Linked DNA regions of Homo sapiens: region 2 is linked to region 1. A link is a contact called in ENCODE Hi-C or POLR2A ChIA-PET data. All regions are on one chromosome and are shown on one strand. Each heading gives the region's core, a stretch centred on a gene start or an enhancer-like site at or near the end of the contact. The rest is flanking DNA. Distances are from core to core; before and after follow the strand shown.

Region 1 (6,966 bases), core at 1-2,500:
GGTAGTTTATTCAAATATGTATTTATCAAGCCAAATCTATAGATCCTTCCTGAGCATCAATTTAACGTGAGGCATTCTTGACAGGTTTACATAACAAATGTAAAGTAAGCTTATGACAGTAGAAGAGAGGCTACAAGACAACACATGATTGTCAAGGCCGCTGTGTAGGAGATTGCCGTATGTGGTCAGCCAAGGAAGATTTCAGGCTGGGGGAAGCATTTGTGAAGAAAGGGGAACTTCAGTTGCACCCTGGAAGCTGCCTGTGCTAATGACACGTGTCTGTGAAATTCATTTAAGGTCATCAGCGGTAAGGGTTCTTAAATTTTTTATGCAGAGAAATCACTTTTCTTTTTACTGAAGCCTCCAAATTCTAGGACTCGGAGTTACGAAAGGTGCCAACAAAAAAGACCTTTATCTCCCCGTGCAAACCACAGAAAGGGATGGTGCATGGGCACAGAGAAGCAGCAAAAGCTTTGGCGGCCACATTCAGCTCAGCTGCGCAGACTAAAGATGGATGAAACGGCACAAATGTCCCACCAACTGTGAAATGTCACACAAACCAAAGGCGAGGGTGTCCACAGGCTGAGGCCTGCCAGGTACACGGGGCCGGGCTGGGCATCTCCTGCTGCCTGCTCCCCCTGGGGCTGCCCTCCCAGCACCCACTGGCAGGCGTGGACCTCATCCTCCATGGGCCTGTGTTTCCCCCCATTTCTCCCGTGACCTATTTCCTTTCTGGTTGGCAAGTCAGCTCGCCAGCCCACTCCAAGGGCCAGCCCTGCCCCCCCACCCTCTTAACCTCTCACAGTGGCTTCATTCTCCCCAGCGGGGCTTTGGGGATGGCCGTTCTGTGGATTCCAATTAAAGGGGTTTCTACTGTATGTTTTGGACGAACTCCCCTTCTGCTATAGACAGTGGAAATGGCAGCATTTCTGCTAAATGAAAAATGCACTTCTCCTTGGTCATTGTGGTGGTGGTGGAGTGAGTGTGGCGGGGGGGCGGGGGAGAAAAAGAGAGAGAAAGAATGAATATATGTGCTTCAACTATATTACACATTTCTTAACACCAGGGAGCAGATATTCTAATGTTTTGAAAACCTTCACAAGTATGGGTTCTTACAGCTTACTATAAATAAAGTATAAGGTACGCAAAACTGACTTTGGCCAACTTTTGTTAAAAAAGAGGAACTGAAAGTGTCCAGAGCACATGCAGAGAAGGGAAGTGGAAGGCAGCCCCCATGCCCAAGCCTGGAGTGGTGCGGGCTGGAAGGCACAGATTACCTGAAGACCTGCCATCAGGACAGCCGGCGTCTCACCTGTGTGCCTGAAGCCAGGTGTTCTGCAATGATCCTCCACCACCGCCCCCCTGCCGGAAAGCACTCAGGCTGGTGGTGGGTTTTTTTCCTCTAAAGAGAGTTACTGACATATCTGGGGAAAATTAAAGGCAGCTGGTGTAGTCATTTAGAGCCCAGAGAAATAAAGACCTCGGCATGGGGGCATCCATGAGTCCCCAGCGCAGCAGCCAGCGCCCCCTACTTCCCATCGAGCAAGGCCCTCTAGCCAACGCCTCCTGTCACAGACACGCAGTGATGGGCAGCTTCTCTTCATTCTTAAATATGACAAACAATAAAATCACCACATACCTCCAGTATGACAGAGAATAATCTAAATTAACCAAAGGAAAAAAAATTATGCTGGAGGAAACAGAGACAACTTAGAAAAGGGGAAAGCATCTTCTTCAAACCTAAAAATTAATATCACTTGAAAATTAATAAAGTTGTGACCTAACACATGTCAGCTCACGTCCCTACTGCCTACAAATGACAAAACTATGAGATTACAGGGGAAAGCACTTATGAAAATCATTGCTTGAAAGAGAAATACAGGCGAGCCTGAGCTCCTGTGGAATCGGCACCGCAGATCCCTCCTCTGAATCACAAATGCCATGACGACGGTGAGTCCGTGGAGAAGATTTGCAAACTCACACACACAAATTCCAATTTAGGAAACAGTGATTAAGAAACACACCTGTTGAGAGGTACCCAAAGAACTAACTGATGGTATTCAGCAATCACTACAACCACAACCTTCAGCAGGAGAACTGCCTTTTGCTGCAGAATTCCATGCCAGCCAAGCAGTGTGCCTGTCTACAAGAGTAGCAAAGAAATGAAGAAGATTTCAGAACATGAGTACTTTAGATCTGTGAGATATGCATTTAATATTTTTGAGGAAACTTGAAGATTCTAGACGTTAGTCATTTTTGGCAGAATTACAATATTTATTTGACATAAAATTTAGCTACGGGGATCAGTGCAGGAGGCCAATGTATCACCTATCAGTTTAAGTATAGGTTTTCACATTGGTAGGGGCGGGGGGCGGTTAAGTCACTGCAGCCTTGGGGAGGCTGTGGACCCAAGCAAGCTTCTCGCTGTGGCAGTGAGTGACCGTCGGACAGGTTTCTGTGCTTTGGGAGTGTACTGCTACAGGTGGCAGGACTGGACCACACAATTGTGTTTAGAGACACCACACAAACACGAGTTACTCGGAAGCATCCTGAGAAAAGCCTTGCAGAGTGCGGGGGAATAGTGGAGAAGTGAATTGTGCCCATGATCCATGGGCTGAACTTTTTTTTTTTTTAAGAGATGGGGTCTCACTCTATTGCCTAGGCTGAGGTGCAGTGGCACAATCACGGCTCACTGCAGCCTCCAGCTCTGAGCTCAAGCGACCCTTCCACCTTGGTCTCCAGAGTAGCTGGGATGACACATGCGTGCCACTACAGCTGGCTAACTTTTGTATTTTTTGTAGAGATGGGGTTTCGCTATGCTGCCCAGGCTGGTCTTGAACTCCTGAACTCAAGCCATCTGCCCACCTTGGCCTTCCAAAGTGCTGGGATTACAGGCGTGAGCCACCGCACCGGCCAGGGCTGAACTTTCATACAAGACTCTTCTGACACACAGCAACCTGCTCTCCAGGAAGTCATTCTCAGGCTATTTCCATGGCTCCCACCAAAAACTTGCCTATGCTCCAGCCCTAAACCAAAAGCAGATGGCTATGTGCAGAACAAGACTTACTGGGGCAGTGGAGCCCGTGCTGTCCCAGCAGAAGAAAGGCATTATTATCTTTACCGCCTGCCCAACTCGCTACTGGCCTCCCATTAAAAAGAGGAGAAACTCGCCTAGATTTGACTCCGGGCTTGACTGCCGTCTTCAGTGACGGTGAGCTGTGACTGCCCTTGAGAAATATCCTCTAGAAGAAACTGACGGACAAGACTTCATGGGCTCCGTTTCCAAGAGCATCTGTTTCTTTAAGACTTCACCTTCCTTTCTAGTTTACAGGCTAAGGATTTAGTATCCAGATAAAAGTTGTTAAAAAACATTTGAATTCTCTTTTTTTCTCTCTCTCCAACTCAGTCAATACATATACTGTGTACGATGACTATAAATATTCCTCTTATGGCATTTATCTGGATGGAGGTGGCAGACTTATCAAGAACATCTACTCATCCACTGCAAGGAGTAACAGGGCTACCACTGGAAGAGTGAAAATTGCCTAAAATTCCATATCTACACTATCGATAATGGATGTGGTTAGAATGATGACATTACCCAGGTAATGTGGCTGATGGTCCTCATTGGATCATCTCACAGCCACCCCCAAGTCCACTCCCTTTAGTCACCCCTCAACCACACCTGGGGTGCTACGTGACCTGGCTCTGGCCAACTCGGTCTAAAGCGAAGTCTGCTTGTTGCAGTCATCCCTCAATATCCACAGGGCATTGGTTCCTAGACCCCCATGGATGCCAAAATCTGCCAATGCACAGATATAAAATGGTGTGGTGCTTGCATATAACCCACACACAGACTTTGGTGTGCTTCAAATCATCTCTACTTATAACATCTACTACCATGTGAATGCTGTAAACGTAGTTGTTATACTATATTGTTTAGGGAACAATGGTGAGAAGAAGTGTACATGTCCAGTACAATGCAATTTTTTTTCCCCGAATGTCTTGGAGCCACAGTTAGTTGACTCCAAGGATGTGGAAGCCACAGATACAGAGGGCGGGCTGTTCTTCCTTATAAAGAGACAGCTGTGGCCAGCACTGCCCCTTCCCCATTTCCTCCTGCCTCCCAAGCAGATGAAACACCTGCAGATGTGGTGGGCATATTGCAAACATGAGGATAAAGCCAGTCGGCTAAGGATGCCTGGTCCCCAGTGGCACTGCTGAAAAGTCATCATTTGCCTCAGAGACCTTATTAGTGAAAAAGACAAACTGCTATTTGATTAAAACCCAGTAATGAGATTTTTCATTACTTCCACTGCTTCAAATACTGATGGTCTCAGACTGCCAAACATCCTTTCTTAGGGCAGTGCTTGAGGATTTCCCCTAGGAGAACAAAGGAGAAAATCGAGAGAGGGGAAGAAGTGGGATCTAGACACAGGGACGGATCCTGGAGAATTACAAAGGGGAGCCAGCTGACGCCGGGGAGCAGGCCACAGGCACGATCGGCTGAGCGAGGCAGGAGAGCTTGGAAGATGTGAGGGGAGAGGGCGCCTTCTGTGCTCTCCGCTCTCCTTGTGGATCTATCAGTGGAGGAAGTGGTAACGATAGGTAATTCAAGAAGAAAAGAGGAAATGTCCAGGAAAAGCAAACAAACGAAAACAGTTATAAAAATGGAAATCACAGTACTCTAGCCACTGAGCGAGCAATATTTATGTGGTCATAATCAGGTACAAGGTTTAATGCTTGTCTTCCTATAGAATCAATCTCCACTCAAGCACAGAGGTGTTAATCGTGGTCAGAGAACGAAAGACAATCACAGAAAGTGCAGATAACAGAAGCTGTAAAAGAAAAAAGGCAGAAGAAAGTACAAGGAAGCTAAGAGCCTTGAAAATGGAAGAAATGAGCTATTACTGATAAAACTAGAAATAAAAGCATAAGGATATTACTTGAAACCACAAAGTTTACAAAGTATAAAGAAACCCAATAGAGTGAATAAGAGGGAACGCAAGAAGGCGTCGTGAGTGACGCAGCCTCTTCAATCTAGAATTTTCTCTTTAGAATTCACTACTGAATACAAATAACACATAGGAATTTAAACCAGCATGTAATCTACACATAATTGACTTCTTTGCTAACAGGCTTCCACATCGTTTCTCCCTTCTTTAAACAGAACTTAATGGCAGCTCTGTTCTTGGTTTGTACCCTAAGACAAAGCCCACTGATAATCTAAAAACGACAAATCAAGAAGCAGTGGTCTCAGCATGTCATCTACAGGGAAGGAGACACCCTCCAGAAGAACTAGAAATGGAAACAGGGGAAGGAGGTGCCTTTGGTCATAGAGTCTCAGCAGAGAAAGCGTGGGGCCAGGGACTACTTTATTCATCATAAACCTTCTGTATTATTTGATTTTTCAAACCATGGCATATACTAATTTGGTAAAATATACTTATTTATAAAAGAAGACTGAAAGCGGAGAGACTTGAATATTATCCTTAATTTTTAAATTACAAAGAAATATGACACAATAAAAATATAAGAAGGATTACTGAGTGACAGATATGTCATTTTCCGGCTCTGATGGTTTGAAGTGTGTGCAATACTGTATCTGTGCTTTGATGAAGTCGTCTTCTACTCTACCTACAGCACTCCTCTGAGAGAGAAGTAAACAATAAATAAACCTCCTGGTCCCAGGACAAGCACTGTGCCACTAAGAATATGAAAGCTGATCACCATCTCTTAAAATTTATGTCACTCATATTTGTGTTAATGTTTATTATTTGGAGGCTTTCTGGTCCAAATAACCATTTTCTTGCATTATATTTAATCAATTGTTTATTTTTTAAACCCTGGAACAAATCATTCACCTGTCAATTTCTTTCAGCTCACATGTTATACAATAAAAAGTATTAAAACATATTGTAAATTTACAAAGAATTTGACCAGCTGTAAAGAGGCAAAGAATATTTTAAAAGAAAAACCCTAACAGGCTACACAGGATTGCTGTTTCTCTAGCAGATAGTGAAATTACTAAAATGAACATTAAGCTATTAGCTAGGAGCTAATTTTATCATTTTAATTTCCACTGTTTTTATAAGAGACCAAGTGAACAATAGCCAATAATAGTAAGTGTAATAGAAACACACAAGACTGATCTACATTGTAATTAAAGAACGAAGATAAAAATCAGAGCTAATTAAAGACATACGGTATCGCATTGCCTTGCCATCTATTCGCCAACTCAGTTAACATATTTTTCATCTGATCTCTTTCATGTGGAATGAGTCAAACATTTTTTTTTCCTAAAAAAGATGCATGGGAATCTTTTCTGTTACACTTGATGAAATGAACAGTGTCTTAGGCTGATTAATCCCTGGCAACACACAGAGAGCACACACAGCACTGCCGGAGCACATGCTCAAAGCGCTGGAATGCAAGCATTTGGTATTATGCATGAGCTGGAGGTGCTGGTCTTCTGCTGAAAGGGGAGCGGGTCTCTATTTAACATGTTTTAATTAACTGAGGCTGATGTATTGGTCTTTCCCTTAACCACTCTCCAGCCCATAAATCTGGTGTAGAACTCAGGCAGGATTCTTTGGCATTTTTATTTACATATTATAAATGTAAAAAAATCACCTTTTTTTTGCGATATTTATTACTTGATGCAAGGAAAAATAAATTACCTCTCAATGCTTTGAGTTTCTTAATGCTCATTAGATAACCTATCCCCTGGGTAAACCAAGATGAAATGCCTGAAAGCAAGGGAAAAATCTGATGATACAAACCTTGATCTTTCTTTCCCTTATCATAGAAAACAAAACAAACAAACTTGTTGCATGTGGATCCTTTTTCATGGATAAACCACATTATACTTATCAGTCACTCTTTTGCGGTGTTCCACATAAAGAATTAATAATTATAAAATATTCAACTGTACACATGTTAATGTGAAAATCTACCAAACAGAAT
Region 2 (6,665 bases), core at 98-2,597, 250 kb before region 1:
CACGGGTCTGCACAGCCGAGAGCCCACAGTGACCCTTGGCAAGTGGAAAGCTGTGCTTGAAGAGAAACCGGAGCTGAGTCCTTAAAGAGAGGGGAGGGAGTGCCTTGGGGCTGGCAGGGTAGGTGGAAGGTGGACGATGGAGGCTGGGTCCAGCTGTCTTGCAGGCAGCTCGGGACGGTGCCCAGCGCTGTGCCCATCTTCTCTAGGGACAAATGTGCCCGTTGTTTCTTTTCACAGCTTATGGACTCAGATGCCAACGTAAGATTCCCTCTTTCATTTACATTCGCTTCTCTTTTAGTATAAAATTAACCTATTTCTGTTGCACAAAATTTAGAAAAGAAAGCATCCGAAAAAGCTAGCCCTGCTTTCATTTCGGGGTCTCTTTCGTGACACGTTTATCTCGTTACAAAAATGGACTATTCTTAACCCGCCCTGTCCCTGACATGCCAGGCGATTCCTCCTCCTACAGAAGCTAACTTTCACATGGGAAAAGGCACCACCACCGGCCCGGCTGTGCCCCGGGGGGTCAGTCTGGAGTCGCCGCAAACAAACGCGCCAAACACGGTGGTCCCGTACCCAGGCGCTGCGGAAGCCCGGCAGGACCCCGGCAGGACCCCGGCAGGCGTTCGGCGCACCTGTCGGCCGCTCCTCGGACCAGGGCAGACTTCCTTCCAGTCCTGGCCTGGATGGGGTGAGGGAGAGGGGATGCCCCGCGCTGCCTCGCGAAGCCGGCAGCACCGCCGGGGCTCCGGCCCAGGGCACCAGGAGGCAAATGAGCCGCGGGACGGGGGCGGGGGCAGCGACTCCGGGAGAGCCGGGACCTGCTCCCGCGGGCCCAGAGCCAGGGAAAGCCCAGCGCCGCGCGGACCCCACGGACGGGCCGCCAGGCTGTGGCCGAGCCCCGAACGCCGGCGTCGAATCCCGCAGTCACCAGCCGCGCCCACCCCGGCGGGGCTCGCAGAGGCGGACGCGCGGGCCCCGGGGAAGACGGCAGCCACGGCGCCGCGCAGGAGACCCCGGCCCGAGGCCCCGCGGGCGAGGAGGGACGCAGGGCGGAGAGACCGAGGGGCCCGGCTGCGCGCTGCGCCTCAGTTTCCCCATCCGAACGCGGGGGGCCGAGGGCGCGGGGCTCTTCCGGCCCCGCCGCCCGCCCCGGCCCCGTCGCCTGTCCCGGCCCCAGCCCTGACCCCGGGCCCGGGCCCTCACCAGGATGGCCTTGTCCTGCTCCGTGACGCGGCTCTGCTTCTTGCGGCCGAACAGGTTACCCATGGCGGCGCCCGCCCCTGGCCCGGGACCCACCAAGTCCAATCGCCACCGCCGCCCCGCGGCCACCGTAGCTCGGGTCCTCCCGCTACGGCGGCCGCGCCGGGCCAGGCGCCGCGGAACGCGAAGGCCGAGCGCCGCCTCCGGCCGCGCGCCGTTGCCGCGGGTTCGAAACCACAGCCCGCCGGTCTCGGCGACCGCCGCGAACACCGCGGCCTCCTTGGACCGGTACGGAGAAGTGGCACGGATACCTGGATGTTAGGGCCCGCGATGTTCGGGCCCGGGATGTTCTAAATGACGTGTTTCCGTGCACCCTTCCTGTGCAGGTGAAGGCAAAAATTTCTTATCTCCTAATTAGGTGGGATCCTTTTAGATTAACATAATTCAGTCTCCCCAGGCTTTCAGGAATCTTGTGCAGGAATCACTGTCCCACTGGCTCTGAACACAAAATGCCGCATTAATGATGTGATATCCAACGTTTTGCACTTTTTTTTTTTTTTTTTTTTTTAGATGGAGTCCTGCTCTGTCGCCCAGGGTGGAGTGCAGGGGCGCTATCTCGGCTCACTACAAACTCTGCCTCCCGGGTTCAAGTGATTTTCCTGCTTCAGCCTCCTGAGTAGCTGGGACTACAGGTGCCTGCTGCCACACCCGGCTAATGTTTGTTAGTAGAGACGGGGTTTCACCATATTGGCCAGGCTGGCCTTGAGCTCCTGACCTTCTGATCCACCCACCTCGGGCTCCCAAAGTGCTGGGATGACAGGCGTGAGCCGCCGCACCCGGCCCGCTTTGCACTTTAAAATGTTCCCTGAAATGCGACCAGCAGCGCCCTCCACCCAGCCTTTCAGCCCTGGGATCTTCCCTCTTCCACTGCGCTGCTCCCTGTCTGTAGATCAGTGCCAGGAGGAGACCAGCATGGCTGGGCTCAGCTTCTCCTTCCAAGGAATCGTGGCTGCGTCCCCCACAGAAGCATTCTTCCCTGGGGGGCTAAGAAACACATGAATGGGGATAAAGGGTAAAAGGGAGAAGCCACCCCGGTTCCCGCCTGAGTATCCTGACTGTGGTTCCTGAGCATTCACTAAGTGTCAAAGAAAAGCACTCAGCTGAGGATGGCTTGAGGCCAGGAGTTCAAGACCAGCCTGGCAACATAGCAAGACCCCCGTCTCTACAAAAAATATAACAAATAACATCAAAAGGAGAATAATTATCACCTGTTCCAAACCTCTGGACTCCAGAACCTTCACTGAGGTGAGGGGGCCCCTGAATTTTTGTGGGGTTCATCTCCCACCCTCTGATTTGTCTCACCAAGACATCTGAAGTACTTTTTTCCTTGGTGTCCATGGGGACGTTGAGGAAAAAAAAAAAAAAGACTTGCTACTCCCTGCTCCTCATGAAGGGGGAAGGAAGAGCTGGGTAGAGGAAGGCGTGATCCTTGGCTAGGGATCCCCCCACCGCCTGTGCCCACAAACCTAGGTGAGGACAGGGATTTTTGTTTTCCTGCCCAAATGTTGCATTTCCAAAGACCACCCTGGCCTGCCACGCCCCCATCCTGTCCCTATAAAATCCCCGAGACTCTAGCAGACTCCATCTGGCCAGGTGTGGTGGCTCACGCCTGTAATACCAGCACTTTGGGAGGCTGAGGTGGGTGGATCACCTGAGGTCAGGAGTTCGACATCAGCCTGGCCTCACATAGTGGACCGTGTCTCTACAAAACTACAAAAGTTAGTGGGGCATGGTGGCATGCACCTGTAATCGCAGCTACTTGGGAGGCTGAGGCAGGAGAATCGCTTGAACTTGGGAGGTGGAGGTTGCAGTGAGCTGAGATCACACCACTGTACTCCAGCCTGGGCGACAGTGTGATACTCTGTCTCCAAAAAAAGAAAAAGAAAAAGAAAAGGAATTGGAATCCATTTGATGCCAGTGTCTTGTCATTCCTGAGACGCTTGAGTATTTCCCTCCCTCTGTTACACAGTTACTTTGGTAAACAGGTACAGGTCCCTTTGGGGGACTCTTCCCGTGGCTTTGCTGCTGTATTCCTTGCAGCAATGCTTCAGGGGTCTCCCTCAAGGAACCTGGCCCCCAACTCAAGGGCTCCAGGTCTGTGAATTGGCTCAGCCTGGAAACAGGTGAGAGGCCGTGGCTGTCCACTGTGGTGACTCAAGTCAGGTTTGGCCACCAGACCCAGAGTTTTGTTTCTGTTGTGTAAGACAAACAGCACTCTGGTCTGCCAACCCTTTGTTTCACCCTGGGCACTGTGATTCGCCGGAGGACCCTGCAGGCCACGGCATCCCGAGCGCCAGTTCCTTCTGCCGCCGCTGGCACACACAGCCCGCGTGGGACTTGACGGCGGCGGTTGCCCCCTGTCCTGCTGCTGCTCTGGGATGTGTCACCCCATGGAGATCAAGGAGCGCATCTCTGCCGGGGCACCCCTCTCCCCGCGGTCACACTTGGCCTACGAAGGAGAGCAGTAGCAGGACTTTTCAGGGTGCAGGGGCTCCCCTCGCCCGGGTGTTCCTCACGTCCGGGAAGGTGGTGCTTCTGAGCCTGCAGGGCGTGGCTGGGTGTGGGCGTGCAGGTCACACTCACGGACTGCCTGTCCGTGGACCTTCGGATTCTCTCCTCCACAGCAGGCCATGGAGGGTCTGGGGTCTTGGGTTCGTGACCTGCGGGCCTCTGGGTCTGAGCTTCAGCCGTCGCGCGAGGGAGCGCTTAGCTGTGGCTGCAGCTGCAGACCCGGCAGAGCGATCAAGGCCCCCAGATCAGGGACTTCAGCCCCCTCTAGTGTTCCGATTCGGTGTTCCCGGTCCAACCCCCCCGAATCCACTCCCGCAGGTTCTCCCCAGGTTCCCCGCGATATCTATCTGAAATATCTCTGAATTCTTGTAGCATGTAAGCCAGGGTTTGCCAAACTACAGCCTGCGGGCCACATCCGGCCTGGAATCTATTTTTTTGTACAGCCTTTGAGTTAAGAGTGGATTTTACATTTCTTAAGGATTGTAAAACACACACACACACACACACACACACACACACACACACACACCGAAAAGGAGGAGGAATGGAGGAGGGAGAAGGAGAAGAGCAAGAGCAAGGTGGCCAGAGGCCGTATGTGGCTCACGGAGCCTGATATTTACTGTTTGATTTTTTATTTTTATTTTTTTTTGAGACAGAGTCTCACTTTGTCACCCAGGCTGGAATGCAGTGGTGTGATCTCAGCTCACTGCAGCCTCTGCCTCCCAGGTTCAAGCGATTCTCCTGCCTCAGCCTCCTGAGTAGCTGGTACTACAGGCAGCTGCCACCGCGCCCAGCTAATTTTTTTTTGTATTTTTGGTAGAGAAGGAGTTTCACCAAGTTGACCAGGCTGATCACAAACTCCTGACCTCAGGTAATCCACCCACCTCGGCCTCCCAAAGTGCTGGGATTACAAGCGTGAGCCACCGTGCCTGGGTGCTGTTTGTTCTCTTACAGAAAAAATTCCCAAGTCCCAGCATGAGCTGTTGTCTTCTGTGTCACGCTGTCCCGGATCCCTAAGATCTGATGCTAATTGTAGGCAACAGGAGGTGGCTGTGCTGGCTTGGGGAGGACGGCAACCTCTCACAAGGGTCTTAACGGTGGGCTCTTGAGGGTTTTCAAACTCAGGAGCACCAGCAACCTCAGCCACCACCACTCCCACTGGCAAGGGAGCCTCGGGGCACCCTGGCAGGAGCCGACTGTGAGCTCCACGGGGTTCCGGGCGCTGCCTCCACTCTGGGTCAGGGGTGCTGTCCTGTCAGCATTCTGCCTCTCAAGTGAGGACACGGGCAAGGCTGTGCGCTCAGCTGACCCTGTGATCAGGTGACACGCGGGACTGAACATTGTGTTTGATTTCCAGCAATGTCAGCCCCGTAGGGACCACAAACAGCAGCTCCTGTGAGGGCTGCCACGAACATTCTCTGCCTCTCAGCTGACCCGAGGCCTGGGAGGAGCTGCTCCTGCCAGCCATCTGATTGCTGTGAACGCCCAGTGTGTGGAGCAGGAACCCCCAGTCCACAGTCCTGGGGTGTCCTTGCTGTTCTGCTCTGAAGGGCAGCAGCCGCTTGGGCACCCCGGCACCAGTCTCACCCAGCCCTTTTTTTTACCCAACCAGAGGCCACAGCAAATCCACTGCAAAGTGGGGCCCAGCACCCCGTTTCCCATTGGCAGGAAACTCAGCCAGGCATTCACACCCTAGGGACGATGCAAACAGTCCCCAAATGCCCTCCTGGGACCTCTCCTTGTGCTAACTCTGTACCATTAGGTTCCAGGCAGGAGACAGAAACCACACCAGTAATTTGAACAGGAACATTTAATATAAAGAATTATAAACTAGAAAAGGAGGTTTCACTATTAAAAGGTTACAAGAGAACTCTGAGGAATACAGGAATAGCAGTGCCAGAAGCAGCGTGTGTTTCTAGGACAGACAGGGAGCACACGAGGAGAAACCAAGAACCTGGAAGAACATCCCAACTCAAGGCTGGGCCTGGCTCTGCTGGACCCTGCAGGCTGCCCCTGCCCGCAGTGGAGGAAGTTGCCCTGGGCTCTGCTGGACCCTGCAGGCTTCCCCTGCCCGCGGTGGAGGAAGTTGCCCTGGGCTCTGCTGGACCCTGCAGGCTGTCCCTGCCCGTGGTGGAGGAAGTTACTGCAGGGTGAGAGCCTAGCCGTCCGTGGGGAGCCTGCCAGTTGGCCGAGAAACTCACTGAGGGGTGCATCTGGGCCAGAGCTTTTCTAACAGGAACTCCTGCCAGGTGCTTGAGAATCTTGCTGGGGAGCACGACAGACGGGGGGTGTCTGCGAGAAGCAGCCCATGGGTGGCAGAGACTCACGGAGGAGTCACCCGCACACGGAGCCACTGGCAGCTGCAGCAAGGAAGGGGTCAGACAGGGAGGCCCCATTCTCTGCCAGGCCTCGCTGCAACCTCCAGCTCCCTCTCCCGTCAAAGCCTCAGGCTGAGCTGGCCAGAAGAGGAGAAACGTTTACAGGGTCCAGCTCCACCAGCACAAACAGGCCTAGGAAGGGTGGATTTGGAGCTGAGGGGTGACAGTGGCACACCGCTGAGCCTTTAATTATGGCGGCAGTGGTGCCATGTCACTTCTGAGACCAGGTGACAAAAGATGACACAAGGCTGGGTGTGGTGGTTCACACCTGTAATCCCAGCACTTTGGGAGGCTGAGGTGGGAGGATTATTTGAGCTCAGGAGTTCAAGACCAGCCTGGGCAACCCAGTGAGACCCCATCTCTATTTAAAAAAAAAAAAAAAAAAAAAAAGATGGCCAGGCATGGTGGCTCACACCTATAATCCCAGCACTTTAGGAGGCTGAGGCGGGCAGATCACTCAAGGTCAGGAGTTTGAGACCATCCTGGCAAACATGGTGAAACGCTGTCTCTACT

Evidence for each region. Hi-C counts contacts between places; a loop is a spot of excess contacts on that map. ChIA-PET counts read pairs that join two places held with the same protein, here RNA polymerase II (POLR2A). Pooled maps may share reads with other maps.
Region 2: a map of B cell shows a loop between it and region 1 (4-fold over the local background). The contact joins the promoter of CHMP6 here to the enhancer-like site in region 1. A Hi-C loop is called at or near these places in 1 of 168 maps with a recorded cell type or tissue (B cell), 16 of 37 single-sample maps with no recorded cell type and 6 of 50 pooled maps. POLR2A ChIA-PET finds 5 or more read pairs at or near these places in 1 of 52 experiments (activated CD8-positive, alpha-beta memory T cell).

Annotation. Positions count from the first base shown.
Region 1 is chr17:80,731,840-80,738,805 of GRCh38, reverse strand. The region is part of intron 5 of RPTOR (regulatory associated protein of MTOR complex 1); the gene reads right to left. Among named protein-coding and RNA genes, the nearest start is that of RPTOR, 190 kb to the right of the region's middle. RefSeq lists enhancers at 1,262-1,311, 1,362-1,411. Within about 2 kb of position 1,250, at least 6 of the 41 ENCODE cell types and tissues checked have a DNase peak (open chromatin) inside an H3K27ac peak, as active enhancers do; they include B cell, where a contact is called at or near this core.
Region 2 is chr17:80,986,523-80,993,187 of GRCh38, reverse strand. It overlaps CHMP6 (charged multivesicular body protein 6), which reads right to left and starts at 1,347. Exons shown (of 8, transcript NM_024591.5): 1 at 1,207-1,347. The coding sequence starts at 1,269. RefSeq lists silencers at 645-834, 845-994, 1,125-1,454 and an enhancer at 3,802-3,991.